Linked DNA regions of Homo sapiens: region 2 is linked to region 1. Evidence: chromatin loops called from intact Hi-C (ENCODE). Cell type or tissue: endothelial cell of umbilical vein. All regions are shown on one strand.

The links. Hi-C counts contacts between places; a loop is a spot of excess contacts. Peaks named below come from ENCODE experiments on the same cell type or tissue, not always from the same donor. Only the 100,000 strongest peaks of a DNase experiment are listed, where the experiment ranks them.
Region 2: a loop joins it to region 1, with 6 times the contacts of the local background. A loop is called at or near these places in 2 of 110 quality-filtered maps.

The regions. Positions count from the first base shown.
Region 1 is chr4:130,560,190-130,568,189 of GRCh38, reverse strand. No RefSeq gene overlaps it. Among named protein-coding and RNA genes, the nearest start is that of LINC02479, 190 kb to the right of the region's middle. RefSeq lists an enhancer at 4,302-4,596. In endothelial cell of umbilical vein, a CTCF peak has its summit at 4,454; a DNase peak (open chromatin) is centred at 4,439; H3K4me3 peaks cover 680 bases.
Region 2 is chr4:129,358,714-129,366,713 of GRCh38, reverse strand. It overlaps LOC105377417 (a long non-coding RNA gene), which reads left to right. Exons shown (of 3, transcript XR_939191.3): 3 at 3,529-3,823. Among named protein-coding and RNA genes, the nearest start is that of C4orf33, 270 kb to the right of the region's middle. In endothelial cell of umbilical vein, a CTCF peak has its summit at 3,838 (motif pointing left); DNase peaks (open chromatin) are centred at 3,813 and 7,933; H3K27ac peaks cover 250 bases.

The DNA of each region.
Region 1 (8,000 bases):
AAAACAATGTTTTTATTATTTTTCTTCTTTTTTCTCACATTTTTGCTAATTTGGAGTCACTGAAAGCTAGGCTGTGCTTTTGTAAAGCCCTGTGAACTGAAGCTAGAAAAGTTAGACTTCAGAAGAAAGTAACAGCAACCTATTTACATACACAAGCCACTTTCATACCTGAAGCCTAATGATTTATGGACTTCAGAGTAATGTGGCCTATATTGATTTTCCAGGAATGTTCTTTTGGTTGTTGTTGTTTCCCTCCCTTCTTCCTCCTATTTTCTCTTCATAAGACATGAGATTTCATAACCTGCTAAAAATGACCTTTCCTAATAAATCAGGACCCACTTATCTATGAATTAACTGTCCTAGCAATTAGAGATCAGATGAAACCTGAGACAAGAGACTCATTCTCTTCTAAAATGCTTTCTCCAAAAAATTTTTAAAAAGTAAAGGGGGAAACTGTGAAAGGAAAATAAATCTTGGGGCCCCCAAATCACTAAGTTAAAGGGAAAAGTCAAGCTGGGAATTGCTCAGGACAAATCTGCCTCCCATTCTATTCAAAGTCACCCCTTTTATCACTAAGATAAATGCATATCTAGTTGCCTCCTTCTTTTATCACTAAGGTAAATGCATATCTAGTTGCCTCCTTCGGAGAGTCTAATCAGAAACTCAAAAGAATGCAACCATTTGTCTCTTATCTGACAAATCTTATCTATGACCTGAAAGCCTCCTCCCTACTTCAAGTTGTCCCATCTTTGCTTTAAGTTGTCCCGCCTTTCTGGACGGAACCAATGTTCATCTTATATATGTTGATTGATGTCTCTTCTCTCCCTAAAATGTGTAAAACCAAGCTGTGCTCTGATCACTTTAGGCACATTTCATGAGGACCTCCTGAGGCTGTGTCATGGGCACACATCCTCAACCTTGGCAAAATAAACTTTCTAACTTAACTGAGACCTCTCTCAGATATTTAGGGTTCACAGTAGTTGGAAAGGAAGTGACCAATTACCTTAAGACATAATAAGATAATGTCTATGAAGGAATGGAGAGAGAAGAGGAAAATCAAAAGAACTTGGGAAGCTCTAGACAAGGAAGAAGATGGTTTCAAAACCAGCTGTTTTACCAAATGTTAATAAATGATTCCAGCAAAGCTAGGTCTGCACAAAGACATTGGGGCATCCAGATTAGAATGCGAGTTTGAGATCTGACTTTTTTTTTTAATTGAAATTTGCATGAAAAGACAGGCAATATTGAAATAATCCTGGAAACCTAGAAAAGCCATCTCTGACTCAGAAGATGTTATTCATAGAAATAACTAACAAAGTAAAAAGTGTTTTAAGAACACAAAAGTCAAGAAAGTAGTATATCTGCATCCCTGTTTCTACAAAAAGTAAAATAAAATAAAATAAAAATTTGCTGGGTATGCTGGCACATACCTATAGTTCCAGCTACTCAGCAGGCTGAGGCCGGAGGATAGTTTGAGGCTAGAAGGTCTTGCCTTCAGTGAGCCATGATTGCTACTCGACTCTAACTGAGGTGAAAAAATAAGACCCTGTCTCAAAAAAATTTTTTATACATTCACATATATACAAATATCTATTATATATCTACATATCTAGTTCATAAATAAATATGTAGTGTATCTTATATAAGGTATATATGATTTATATAAAATATATAAAACAAATAACCTTCCAATTAAAAAAGATATAAAAATCTAATACAATAAAGTTGAAAAATATCTCAGAATATGACATGCAGTCAGGACTGAAATTTATTCCATATCAAATAGAGGAGTAGAAAAATATAGCTTCGATTTTTTTTTTATAACTTTTACAGAGCCATTTACTATTCTCTGAATATTCATAAGCTCGTCAACGTTTCCTATTCCCTTTATAGTTAGGCAGATTCTGTGTTTAGTTCTGGGGAATGGATTGTGAATGAAAGTGCATTATGTCATTTCCAACCAGAAATATTGAAGACTCATTATGCAACCCTCCAGCTCTTTCTTTCTCTATTGTGTCATTCAAGATGATCATGGGTTATATACCGTGAGGCTTGAGCTCCATCAGCTTAGATTTTTGATCAGTGGTTTGGAACATAAATCCCATCAATCTGTACTAGACATGAAGCATTAGCAAGATGTAGAGTGGTATTGCATTAAGCTACTGATATTTGTGGGCTAGTTGTAATGCAGTATAATTTAATTTTTCTGCAAAAGGCCAGATGATAAATATTTTAGATTTTTGTGGGCTCTACAGTCCCTTTTTCAACTGCTTAACTCTGCTTTTATAGCACAAATGCAGCTATACATAATATATGAACAAATGATTTGGGTTGTGTTTCAATAAAACTTTATTTACACAAATAGGCAGTGGGCCAGATATGACACTCAAGCTATAGTTTGCTGGCATCTGATCTAGATTATATAGATAATAAAATAACTAATTTTATCTTATTCATGAGCTCTTACTTGCTGGGTAGTAGAAATATGAGGTTTTAGTTCTTTCTGTTTAAATTGAGAAAATGCTCTGTGTTGTCAAGGGAAAAAAATATTTGTTATTATTTCCATCTACTCTCTCCATCTTTCTAAAATATTGTGTCTTGGTATATGAGAGTAGAGAGTCTAAATGTAGGTAGGCTAAATTAACTTGTGATGGTAGCTGACTGTGTCCTCTGGTACATCTTTGTTGCTGGGCAATGTGCTGGCACTTGATGCCAAAGTTGGTAATTTCTTACCTAGCTTTTTTCTGGATTGAACAGAACATTGGTATATTCATATATATACATTTGTACATATGAATTTAGTCCCTAAAAATATGGTGTTAAATAACATTTATGCACAGGAGCAGTTCCATAAAATAAATAATGTCCAGCCCAAAGTATCAGTAGTGTCCCTCATCAGAAATCTTCACCTAGGTGAAGCACGTTGAGCCGCCACTAACAATTTACATCACCCCACATGTTAAGCCTAGTCCTGTCTGAGACTTTCAAGATACGTGCTTTCCAAATGACCATATTAAAATATCTGAGGGAAATCACAGGGACCAAATATTACTACTAATATTATTTTGCTATAGTTCTACCACATATGATCTGAGGACGACATCAAAGGTACACTTATTAGATTTGGGGTACAAAGGATTTCTATACAAAGCTTCCCATATTTATGTAATATACATCCCTCTTTAGACCAAATCTAGTGAGGGAGATTTATTTTCTTCTTCCATCAAAATGTCTCTAGTTTCAGAATTAGTAAGTTTTCCTTTTGCTTCCTCAATGTCGTATTAACCTTTTTCATGATACCAATTTCGTGTCTAAACTTTAACAGCGGACAGGAAAACCTTCTGTATACGATGCTGTGCCCTCCAATACAGTGACCACTAGCCAGATGTGACTAAATTAGAAATACTTAAAATTAAAGTTTACACAACTGTAGATAGTCTTATTGAGCAGCTCTGCTGTAGATAGAACTCAAAAGAATTGTCTGCCATTGGCAGGGCCTGGAGGCTCAAGTCTGTAATCCCAGTACTTTGGGAGGCTGAGGTGGGCAGATCACTTGTGGTCAGGAGGTTTAGAGTAGTCTGGCCAACATAGCGCAATCCCTTCTCTACTAAAAATACAAAAATTAGCCAGGCGTGGTGGCACCCACCTATAATCCCAGCTCCCCCGGAGGCTGAAGTACGAGAATTACTTGAACCTGGGAGGGAGAGGCAGCAGCGAGCTGAGATCGCGCCATTGCACTCCAGTCTGAGCAAGAGAGTGAGACTCCGTCTCAAAAAATAAATAAATAAAATAAAAAATAAAAATTGTCTGTCATAGAGTATATAATGCCCTGATACAGAGACCCTCTACTGTCTCTGGCAATAAATCTCATGCCTTAATTTAAGAGAAGAATGGTTATGAAGATATAAGTCCTCCCAGATCCCTCCACTTTCTTTCTGTGTCCTGACAAAGAATCACAGTGTCATAACCACTCTGTGACCCAGCCAGCTGCAGGTTTTTTCAGCAGTCTTGAACATCTTCAAGCACTAACAAAGAAATCTAGGCTTAGTAGAGAGAAACTGGCCCCATCCCTGAGCCAAATTCCTTAAGCCCTCATGTAAACTCCATACTGTGACCCCCTTACTGTGGACATACCTAGGGAGAACATCCTTTTTCCCCCCGTCTGTCAGGAGCATTGCTGCAGCCACTCTCCACATAAGTGCTCTTAATAAATGCTTTGTTTGGACTGATCACCCTGGCATTTAGTGCTTCTTTCTTTGGAATCCCAACCTCCCCATCTCAGTTCTGTTTGGGACACTCCCTTGTGATAATTTCTCTGCCTCTGAGTTTCAGTTTTGTGCACTCCTGCTGCACAGTCTATGGGATGAAGCAATCGCGTGGGCAGCAGGATTCCAAGGAAATGGGCTGGGAAAATGAAACTGGCAGGGAGATCCAGCGATGGCCTCAGGAGTCTACGTGGGGCTCTGCTGCCCCCTTGCTTGTTGCTTGCAGACTGCCCCGGAGTGCTGAGATACCCCAAAAGCTCCAGAATCCAGCAGGCTTGTGTAGCCTGACAGAGGGTATAAAATTGCAAATGATCAGCAAGGAAGCCGGGTTCTTAGTGGTGGAGACAGACTGGCTCCTTTTGTGGGCAGCTACCCTGACAGCAGAGGCTCTGCTGGTGGCCAGTAATAAGGTGCACAAGTTAAAGGAGGAATTGCAACTAGGAAGTGGCATGCACTCCACAGCCCCTCCGTTGTTTATTTACAAGTCAGGAAAAATTGAAGGAAAATGGAAGGAAGAAAGAGGCTCTGCTGAGAGACATCCAAGGAGCCCACAGCCTCAGTCCTGGAGAGCTCTGGGTTGCTGCAGTGACAGCTTGGTCCCACCTGCTGGCGGTGAACAGAGGGGAAACAAGAAAAAGATAGAATATATTCACACTATCATTTTTCTGTGTGAGCTTTAATTATTATTTTTTAGTTTTAAATACTACAAAAACATAAATCCTTGCATTTTTAACTAACTGCAATGACTTTTTCAAAATACTTAGGCCAATGTTTAGCACACGGCTGGCAATAAGAAACTATTGATCCTCATGCTCCATTGTAGATCCTTTCTTCCTACTGAGTTTCTTTTTCAGGGTTCAGTCATGCTGTCACTCTTAAAGATAATCCTGGTGCCTGGATCTCTTTTGCCCTTCTGGCATTTCATTAAGGGAACACTGTCTTTCAGCAGGCCTCCTTCTCTATGCAATACTCACTTAAATAAAATATCTACCTGTTTCTCAACCTGGAGCTCCCTGATGCTGTCTGGCTGCCTCCAATTCTTATTCCTCTCTGCAAGAAACTTACCTAGTCTACTTCTTTCCTATGTAGTTGATCTCCACTCTTTGTTCTATGCCATCCCTGAACTATGCCATCCCACTGAAAATTTAGCTCTTGTTAGAATGTAAGCGAGAGGATATAAGGGTTATATTTTACTTAGATTATTTTGGTTCCCTGCAAAATTATATTTAATGATAATAATCCATATATTTATCAAGTAATTATAGGTTTATGAAATTATTTCCCTATTTAAATATTATTAAGATAAATGCATTTGCCTTTATCTTAATGCATTTATCTTATCCCACATTTAGTATTACAAAACCGTGAAGCTTAAAAGAATTTCATTGCTGAAAAGACATATTATTTCTTAAATATTTGATAAGGCCAATTTTTATTTTTCAGAAATGACATTTCTGGGCAGCTGCCTTTGTTTGCATTACTATAAAGAAATATCCAAGGTTGGGTAATTTATAAAGAAAATACGTTTATTTGGCTAAGGGTTCTGCAGGCTTTTCAAGAATCACAGCACCAGCGTCTGCTTCTGGTGAGGGCTTCAGGAAGCATCCACTCATGGCAGAAGGGGAACGGGAGCAGCTATCACACGGCAAGAGAGGAGGGAGGAGAAAGAGGCAAGAGGTGCCAGGTTTTTTAAACAACCAGTTCCATCGTGAACTAATAGAGTAAGAACTCACTCCTTATCATGAGGATGACACCAAGCCATTCATTAGGGCTCTCCCTCCATGGCCAAAATACCTCCCTTTAGGCTCCACCTCCAAGATTGAGGACCAAATTTCTTTTTCTTTTTTTCTTTACAACATTCCAAATGTATTAACTTAAATAACTGACTATATATCTGAAAGAAAACACATCAGAAAGTTAACAGTGATCACCTGTGAGTGCTGTGATTGTAGCCTACTTTTAATTAAAAAAATTCTTTTGTTTTGCAAACTTTCTACAATGAGCATTATCAATTTTACATTTAGGAAAATCTTTAATTTCTTTTTTTGTTTGTTTGTTTGAGACAGAGTCTTCTTCTGTCACCCAGGCTGGAATGCAATGGTGAAATCAGAGATCACTGCAGCCTTGACCTCCAGGGGCTCAAGTGATCCTCTCAGCTCAGCCTCCAGAGTAGCTGGGACTACAGGCTTGTGCCACCATGCCTGGCTAATTTTTTGTATTTTTTTTTTTTTGTGGAGTCAGAGTCTCACTTTGTTGCCCAGGCTAGGGGGACCAAATTTCAACATGAGATTTGGAGGGGAAAAATATCCAAACTATATCAGCAGTATGTTGTCTTATGAAGTAATGCTATTTATGATAAGTTACAATACATTCTCATTTAGCTATATTCAATGCAGTTTCTTGAAGGTTAACTTCCAAAAGAAGTGTCTCATCATTTAAAAAAGAAACTGCTAAAGTGCATAAAATGTTCATGGCAATTTCTGTATGAAGTCCATAGAATATTATGATCTTTACTTAAACATGTGTTGCTTAGCTACACAATTTTCAGTTTTGCTATCCATTTATAAAAAATATAATTTTGATTTTTAAAATTGGTTATGTTTGCATTTTACATATTTATTAACCTACTCATGTTCACCAAATTGCTTATCTGACAAGAAAAAGATTCAAATCAACTCCTAAGTCAGTAATTTCAGATTAATTAAGGTGGCAAAATTAGAATACAGAAGTACAAGTGTAAACAAAGAATTCATCTTAAACGTAAGGTATGTCGATTTGCATTTAGAATGGAAGACATGTTGATAATAATGCTTGCAACACAGTCTAAAAGGAATAATGAAATCTGGTGAACTAAACTAGGAGGGAAAACATGTCTGTTGATTGAAAAAGAAAACCTAAATATGAGAAAATAAAAATAGATAATCTGTATTTAAATTTGATTAAAAACACTTTTTTTCATATTTGTAGTTTTTCAAGAATAGGGTGAACATTTCAGAATAAAAATATCATACATTTCATGATGGCTTTAAGAATGCGTTTGAAATATTTGTGAAAGGTTTGATTCAGTTCAATTCTAAGACTATCTTAGCAATGGACAACTGATACATTTAAGAAGCTTGCTAGACTAATCTGTTATTAGAGATTGGTCTAGATGCTGTCTGAATTACAAATAGTAATGAAAACAATTGAAAGTCAGAAGACTATTCAGAAAACCAGTTCAGCAATCCAGGCATAGAATAATGAGTTAATAGGCAAGAAAGTGGCAGTGGGAATTGGAAAAAATTGATTGAGAAATATCCTGAAAAACAGCAAACTAAATGTCCTGATTGCTTACTTGGAGAAAAGAGAAGGAAAAAAGTCAACTTTATTTAGCAATGTCTAACTTGAGGATTTATAATGGTAGATAAACAGGGAAGTAAGATGAAACCATTTGTTTTGAGGCAAAGACATTTATTTGACTTAATACAGGGAGAATTTGAAATTACATATGGTCATTAACAAGAAAATGTCAAATAAGTAGAATGTGAAGATGAAACTCCAAGGAAACATTAGGGCAAGAATCAAACATTTTACAGCTACAATGTTAGTGTGATATTTAGCACTGTGAATGTAGATGGACTCTTTAAGGAAAAGAGCTAGAATTTCAATTAACAGAGGGATTAATGATAAGATTGTTTATGCCTCCATGTAAAAAAAATGGGAGCATAAGGTGCCAGAAAGTTTTGGGTTGAGTTA
Region 2 (8,000 bases), 1.2 Mb after region 1:
AGACTGTAGTTAATCCTCTAGGATGTTTTCAGAACCTGCTAACAATTACAACTCAAATAACATTTACATTTTCACCTCTGTTAAATAAGTTATCTGTTGCTCTCAAGAGAAGAAAGCATTCCTTCTTCTGGAAAGAAAAAAAGAGTTAGTGATGCAATATAAATTTTGCAGTTTACCTAAATTTTAATATTTGACCTGTGGCAGAGACTATTAGGTGTTCTCCAGTATCCATCTTCGTCTTCCTTATTGATGCAGTGATGGAAACCCTGCATATTAGTTGGTCACACGAAAGCACAAAATAAAGACCATCTTGAAGCTAAGTGTGGCCCTATGACTAAGTCCTGGCCAGTGGAATATAGGTGGAAGCAATTGGTGAAACCACTAGGAAGTCACCTTAAAGAGGGAGCATGGGCCAGATGCGGTGGCTCATGCCTATAATCCCAGCACTTTGAGAGGCCAAAGCAGGAGGATCACCTGAGGTCAGGAGTTCAAGACCAGCTTGACCAACATGGTGAAACCCCATCTCTACTAAAAATACAAAAATTACCTGGGTGTAGTGGCACATGCCTGTAATCCTAGCTACTCGGGAGGCTGAGGCAGGAGAACCACTTGAAACCAGAAGGCAGAGGTTGCAGTGAGCCGAGATCGCGCCACTGCACTCCAGCCTGGGTGGCAGAGTGAAACACTGTCTCAAAAAAATAAAAATAAAAGAAGTGAGGTAGCATGTCTTTTTACTTCTCTTTTCTTCTTCCTGCTGCCTGAAATGAGGATACAAAATCCGGCCCTGCCATCTCTGACAAAGACACAGTCACTGCATGTTGAGGATGGCAGATCAGTCAGGAGAGATGAACCTGGATTCCCAGGGATGCTGGCACTGGGGCACAAGCCAAGGACTGCATTTCCATTTCTTTCTCGTTAAACCCACTAAACTTTAGTGTTTTTGTCACTTTCAGTGGAACCTAATTCTAACTAATATCTTGCCACTTAAATAGAAAGTCAGAAATGGATTAGCAAACTATTACAGAAAATATTTATATATTTAAAAGCAATCGTTTGAAACTGATATTTTGTGATTAAACAATATACTTTCTCATTCTTGTTTGCTCTTTCCTTGAGCTGTAAGATGGAAAGAAAAGGCAAAATATACAGCTCTTGTGGAGGGAAATGTGAGAGTTTGAAATCATTTAATGTATGAAAAAGTAGTTGCTAGGTGACTGTTGTCTGAAAGCTTGCTGAGGTGTGTTGGCACCTAAAGAAAAATGCAAGTAGGAGTAATGTTTTGTACGTTTACCCCTTAATGAAGATGCTGCATGATTTTTAAATGGTGAAAACTAAGTAAACAAGCAAAGGAAAAAAACACATTTTTTCACACAAGCGAAAGGAACTTTTATTTTCAAGCAACCACATCCTCCAGAGGGAGCAGCGGCAATTGGCTCATGTGCACAGGATGCGCAGGCTTCTCATGGTCCCCCTGTTGCGGGCATGCAGCACTGTCTCTGAGGTTCCAGAAGCAGCTGCCACGAAACTCAATTTTAGCTGGTAACACCTGCCAGAGGCTGAGTCTCTTTGGAAGAGGGGCTTAGGTGCTGAGGGTCCTTTTGACAAGGGGAAGCCCAGGCTGATTCTGGTGACAATCTTGTGTCACATATAGTGAATGTGCTGATGGGGAAGCTGAGGGGAAGACAGACACAGAAGTTCTTCATGACAGCAGAGAGAGAGAACGCGGTCAGACCAGAAATAGGTCAAGAGCACACTAAGCACTGCTCTCACTCAGATCAACCACTGCTTCCCTGGCCAAGAGAGCCTGATGACGGCAGGAAAAAAATCACTCCTCCCCACTCATCCCCTTCTACCAGACCTTCCCAGTGGTTCTTACCAGCTCTGACTTTTAAACTTCTCTGTCAAAATGCGGCTAAAATCTCCAACTGAATACAAAGGGAGGTATTTGTTATCATTAATAATTTAGAGAACTGGGAATAAAGTTGGTCCTATTAGATATGAAAAGAAGCGGTGGAGAAGGTCAAAAGCCAAGGCTTAGTGAAGCGAAAAATTCTAGTGGAAATATTAGAACTGGAGAGGCAGATCTGACCTATGAGTACAGCTTCCAACGCATCCTCTCCTTGGCTTTTTTATTAATTTCAATTATTCGATTGCCAGTTTTGACCTGTGGAAGTTCGGATGACACCCACACCCCAACAAAAATATATCTAATGATGAAACCTTGTACTTTGAATCTACCCACATCATTTAACTGCAGCCTCAAACTTTACCCTGACCCCTATAGGTGAAAAGCAATACGTTATCATGCCATCCCTTTATGGTTTGAAACGTACACACAATCAAAGCAAGGAGACATTGCTCATTGGGTGAATGCGGGTCTTTTCCTGGGTTTATAATGTTTCAGGCTGCGATGTGGGAGGAGAACAAAGTGCAGGCGCCAAGCGGCCTCTCCAGCAAAGCTACTGTTGTCTCCCACCAGGCAACAGTATTTGCAGGATTGTAATTATTATTATTTCCTTTTATAAAAGACCAGTTCAAAAATCCCGAATAATAATTTACCTCCCAAGAATTTGCTCATTATTTAGTTATTCCATCCCTTCTGCTCTTTCAAAACCTTATTTTTGCAGCTAGGCATGCAATAATCTCCCAGAGTTTCTGGAGCAGGTCTTTTTCTATTCATGTGATTGCAAACAGAAACTCCTTATTCAAGAAGGAAAAGGTTATTAAACCGAGTGAAGGCCTTTTTATATTAAAATAGATATAAAAAGATAGGAAAGAACTGTGACTGCGATCTCAACGGTGAGGCATGCTGCAAGAGGCGTGAGCCGTGCACAGCCCTGACTCGACCTGTCCAGACGGGCACCCTGCCAGCAGCAGTAAATTTAAAAGTCAGTTTGTTAATAACTTCATTTGCAATGCATTTGGTTACTTTTTAATATCTGCTTATTGTTTCCTGGGTGTCCAGGCATGTTTTCTAAATGAAATTCAAGTGAGTTATTAAAACCTTGAGCTGTTATGTTCTGAGACATTCATCTGGTGAACTATCTAAATTTTCAAAGTGCATCTGAGGTCAAAACATGAAGTAGCTCCAAACTTATGCATCCTTATTTTACTGACCCTGAAGCTTAGGTTCACTTAGCATTGTTTGGAGGTTGGAATGGAGGCTGATTGTTTGTAGAAGAAAGTCTTATCGTTTTTGTCCTTCGGTCTATCACCTTTCTGAGGAAGTTACTCACTCCTCCCTGTCTCATGCCACTCTCTGGACAATTCTCTTTTGTAAAGCGTATTCAACCACAGTGCAGTCCAGAGATCTTAGCCATTCTCTCCATCACCCCTGTCCTGATGCATAAATTGGCCCAAAAGCATCCCAATTGCCCTCATGACTTCAAGACATAAAAATTACCAGCCGGCACTCTGAGCACCCCATGGGCATTACTAGGAAATAAAGCAGAAAAGTCGTATTAAGCCATCTTATTGGGAGTTATCAAGAAACAAATGAACTAATTATTATTTCTTTTCTTTTCCCAGTGATTTGCAATTCCTGGATGACACCTGAATTTTACCAAAAGGTTTCAAGGCAACCCTTTAGAAAGTGACCTTTTGCTTTCCCCATTTCCTTTGCCCTAAGTGTTAATTGACTTTGAAAAAGCAGTATATTATCTTTTCAGAAAAAAGAAAAGGATAGACCTTATTTGTGAACACCAACATCCTACAGCATCAAAGCGTTGTTTAAATCATCGCACAGCAGAGCTGAGAACAACTATCCAGGAGAGTGAGATTTAAAAAAAAAGAAAAGAAAAGAAGTCTTAGAATGAAAGAGTGCTGCTGCCATCTAGTGGCATGGGTGATCGTAGGCAGCTATCAACAACATCAACATACAGGAAAATAATGTTATCATCCAGCTTTGAGGGGAAATTTTCTAATTCATTTTGTGTGCAGAGGTCACCTTTACTCATTCTTTGTCCTAGCAAAGGCATGGACTTTGTAAAGACAGCTATATGTGGGATTTCGTGAAAAAAAGTTCTCTCCTAGTAAAATGCTTCCCTGAGTTACTGACAGGTACATAAGAGTTAGTGTGAGTACCTGCATAATTGTGTAAAGTGGCTTTGCTTTGACACTTACAAGATCACATGCAGACTTTCCTTTAATATGTAGATCCAGAACCACTGTACCTATATTCTTCTATCCCTCTACAGCATTGCTTCCTTACAGCATAATTTGTCTTACGGCATAAAAAACATTTCTTTTTCTTTTAAATTTTCGCCATTCACCTAAATGAAATTGTGAAGATGTGTAACATACATTAAATTAAAAGAGCCTAGCAATTACGGAAAATAAGAATTATAGTTTTTTAAAAAACAAATTAGGAGCCATTATTAGGCGTATAGAGCTTATACAGCATTGGAGGCTAAAAAAAAAACAAGGGTGTTAATGTTCCCATTAATATTCAGGCCAGGTACATCAAGAAGACAGAAGTTATTATGGTATCTGATCAATTGCATGGAACATACAATTTCTTAATTTAGAATATAAATGTAATTTATAAATAAAATGTAGTCCATATGGAACAGAGCTACATCTTCTAAAAGCATTGTCCCTCTTGGAAGAGAGTACTTTCGTTCAGTCTGTTCTCAGTAGTCTTGGGGAAAGGAGTTTCTGTGAATTGTAATAGCAATCCTACATTCAATATTATTATTTAGTGGTTAACTAAAATGCAATTTGTGACTCTGAGCCAAAAAGAGCAACCTTTTTTCCCACTGTGCCCTTGAACTTCTGATTTTTAAAGACTCCAATTTTACTTAAGTTTTACTAACACTATTTCAGCAAAGAACGTTTTGTCTGTCATGCGAGCCTTAACAGTGTTGTAACTTAAACTAGGATATTTCCCTTCATCAACTAAAGAAGAAAAATGGTACCAACCAGGCATTAGTCATCTAGAATGATTGCTTATTTAGAATTCAGGAGCTATTAACTGGCTTTGTAATACCAAAAGCAATATTTCATTTCTATAGTCCTCTATTTTCTCATTTAAAAAAAAGCAAGAAATGACCCTTGTGATAGCTTTTTATTCTAAGAGCCCAGGGTCTTAGTTATATTACCATATAGTCATATAGTTAAAAATTACATACAATGTAAGATAAAATGATACATAAATATTAATAAATAAATAAATGAATGAAGCAGATCAAGAGCTTTACCCAAGATGATCTTATGATTAGAAAATAAATTATAATTAAATTACTTCGGTAATATTATGAAATATCTAAAACTAAAACAGTATGATGTTGATATGGGTAAAACTTCTCATAACAAATTTTTTATACCAAATATAAAATAACCTATTTTTGATTCTTCAGTTTTATGATTAGTCTAGATATATATTTTCTGTTATTCACCCTTCTTGGGTGAGTTCATTAGGCTTTTGCAATTTGAGGACTGGTATCTTTTAACAATTCTGGGAAATGTATAACCATTATTTCTTGAACTATTTTAACTTTCTTATTCTCTGTCCCCTCTCCTTCCAGAACTCTGATTTGAGTTTTCATGCTGTGCTTTCTTACTTTGTATCCTGTGCTCTTAACCTCTCTTTTATATTTTCCATCCCTGTTTCTTGATACTTTATTCTGGACAATTTCTTCAGCTGTCTTTCAATTCACTAATTTTCTCTTATACTGTTTCCAATCTTCTATTAAACCCATTTATTGAGCTTTTAATTTTTAAAACAATGTATTTCCCATTTCTAAAAATTCTATTTTTTCATGTCTGCTTGTTTCTTACTTTCTTCTTATTCAGTTTTAGATAATATATTTTATTTTCATAAACATACAAAGTATACTTTTTTCTGTTCTTTGTCTAATACTATCAATATCTAAATATGTCAATACTACTATCTGTTTCTGAATACTCTCGCTTTCTTATTCTGTTTCTTTTTGTGTTTTGGGATTTGGGCTGTTCACTCATATTTCTTCAGAGAGTCATAGGAATGACTTGGAAACTGGGTTGAAGATGTATTCCTCCATTTGTTTCTTCCACTTTCCTAAACACACCAATCTCACAGCACCTCAAACCTACCTGAGGACTGTCCTGTGGTTACACATTCTACAGAGATATCCTTTTTCCTTCAACTGATATCAGACTTTGACATAAGTGATTTTCCTTGCTGTGATGGGGCAGCAAGGCAGGGAGCATTCTTTCCAGTTTTTATTTATTCTTTATCCTGAAGGGACAGGGCTTTGGAGTTCCAATTTTGCATGAAGCCTCCTGTTATAATTCTCATATTTAATAGGCCCTAAGCTTTTTCTCACACCTCCTATGCTCTGTGGGACACAAAAAAGCAAAAAAATCAAGCCACCCGGATTTGGCAAACATTCTAACAGCTGGCCTCATCGCTCCACTTTTCTGACTGGGTGCTCACTTTCACATAGCTTCTGGCCTCTGAGAAGTTCTTAACTCCTTGCCAGAACACCCGTGATCTAATGATGAGGGAGACTTTCAGTTTTATCCAGAGGTCTGTCAAATAATCTAGATTTCCTTCCTGTTAAAAACAGAAGTCCATTTCTATTGAATCTGAATCTAAATCTAAACATGTGTTGTGTGTTCCCTAAGACTTGAGGTACTGAACACTCGGCTTGTCATCTGTTGCTTAATGATTTGACTGATCTTCCTAAAGTAAATTTAGTAATTCCATTCTCACCCTTTCAATACCAGCTTCTGGCATCAGGTTAAAATCCAGTCACCCTAACCCATCTTACAATATGCTTAGGCATGCAGATCTCTCTACACGCGTCTCTACCATCAGAACCATCGCTTTCACCACCATCATTCAGTCCTACTGTGTTGCATTCAGTATCTTTGCTCCCTGTGCTCTCTTGAATCTTCTTACATGTTCTTTGCTAGAGCACACTTCTAGCCATTGGTCAAATTTCAGCTAATCTGTCACCTCCTGCAGAAAGCCTTCTGTGAGCTCCAGATCCAGGTTCAGTGGTGCTGAGTGGTGCCCTTCCTTAGTATCCCATGGAGCCTTACATCTATTTCCTCTATCACAGCTTTTATCACTCTGTTTTATCACTGCCTATTAAGATTTCAGTATCCCCATTACAATAAATATAGACTTTATAAAAGCAGGCATATTTGTTCTGTTCAATTATATACTTGGCACTGACCACAATCCCTCACACATAATAAACACTCAATAAATATTTTCATACCAAAAATGAAGTATCTTTCATCCTTTTCTTAATTGTAAACAAAAGTTTCATTGTGCCTGTATATTTCTATAGAATTGTGTCTTAAATTATTGAGTAATACAGAGATATGGGTATTTGTATTCATTTGAAAGATATTGTTATTTCAGAGCCTTATTTTTATCCTCAAAAAGCAATCTCTCAAAATGTTAACTCAAATCTGAAACTCAGTTAATGCTGTTGCCAAGAGGACAGCAAGTCATAAAAGCTTTGGGGACCCTATTCCTATTGTCTATGAAGAATGATTTAATTTCTTCATTACAATTCCTGCTGTGTTGAAAGAAAACAAGGTAAAAGACTCATCAGAAGGTCTTCCTGACTGAAATCTGGGGAGATTGTGGCAATTTGACATTCATTAAAGCAACAGCTAAAATGATTAGAGACAGCTAGACCCTAACCTGGCGCATGTCTGCCTAAAGAGAGGAAAGGCAGTGTGATATGTCTATGAGGTGCATAAATATTACCTTGCTTCCTTCTTTGCTCTCCTCTGATTCTGCAGTTACTTCTTTCACTTTTGTGTTTCTAATTCATCACCTTCAGGATTCATGTGAGGCCCTTTTTTCCATCAAAATTAACCTTAGAATTTGACTTAGCCAATAGTGTACCCATACTACAAGTTAAATTATTTCAGGCTGAAATTGCCACTGTGGTTTTTCTAAATACCAAAGTAATTAGTCATCCAACCATTTGCCTTGATGAAAATAGAGCAAAGTGGCAGGTTATAAACATGATGTAACTCAGCACAGTGGACATAGC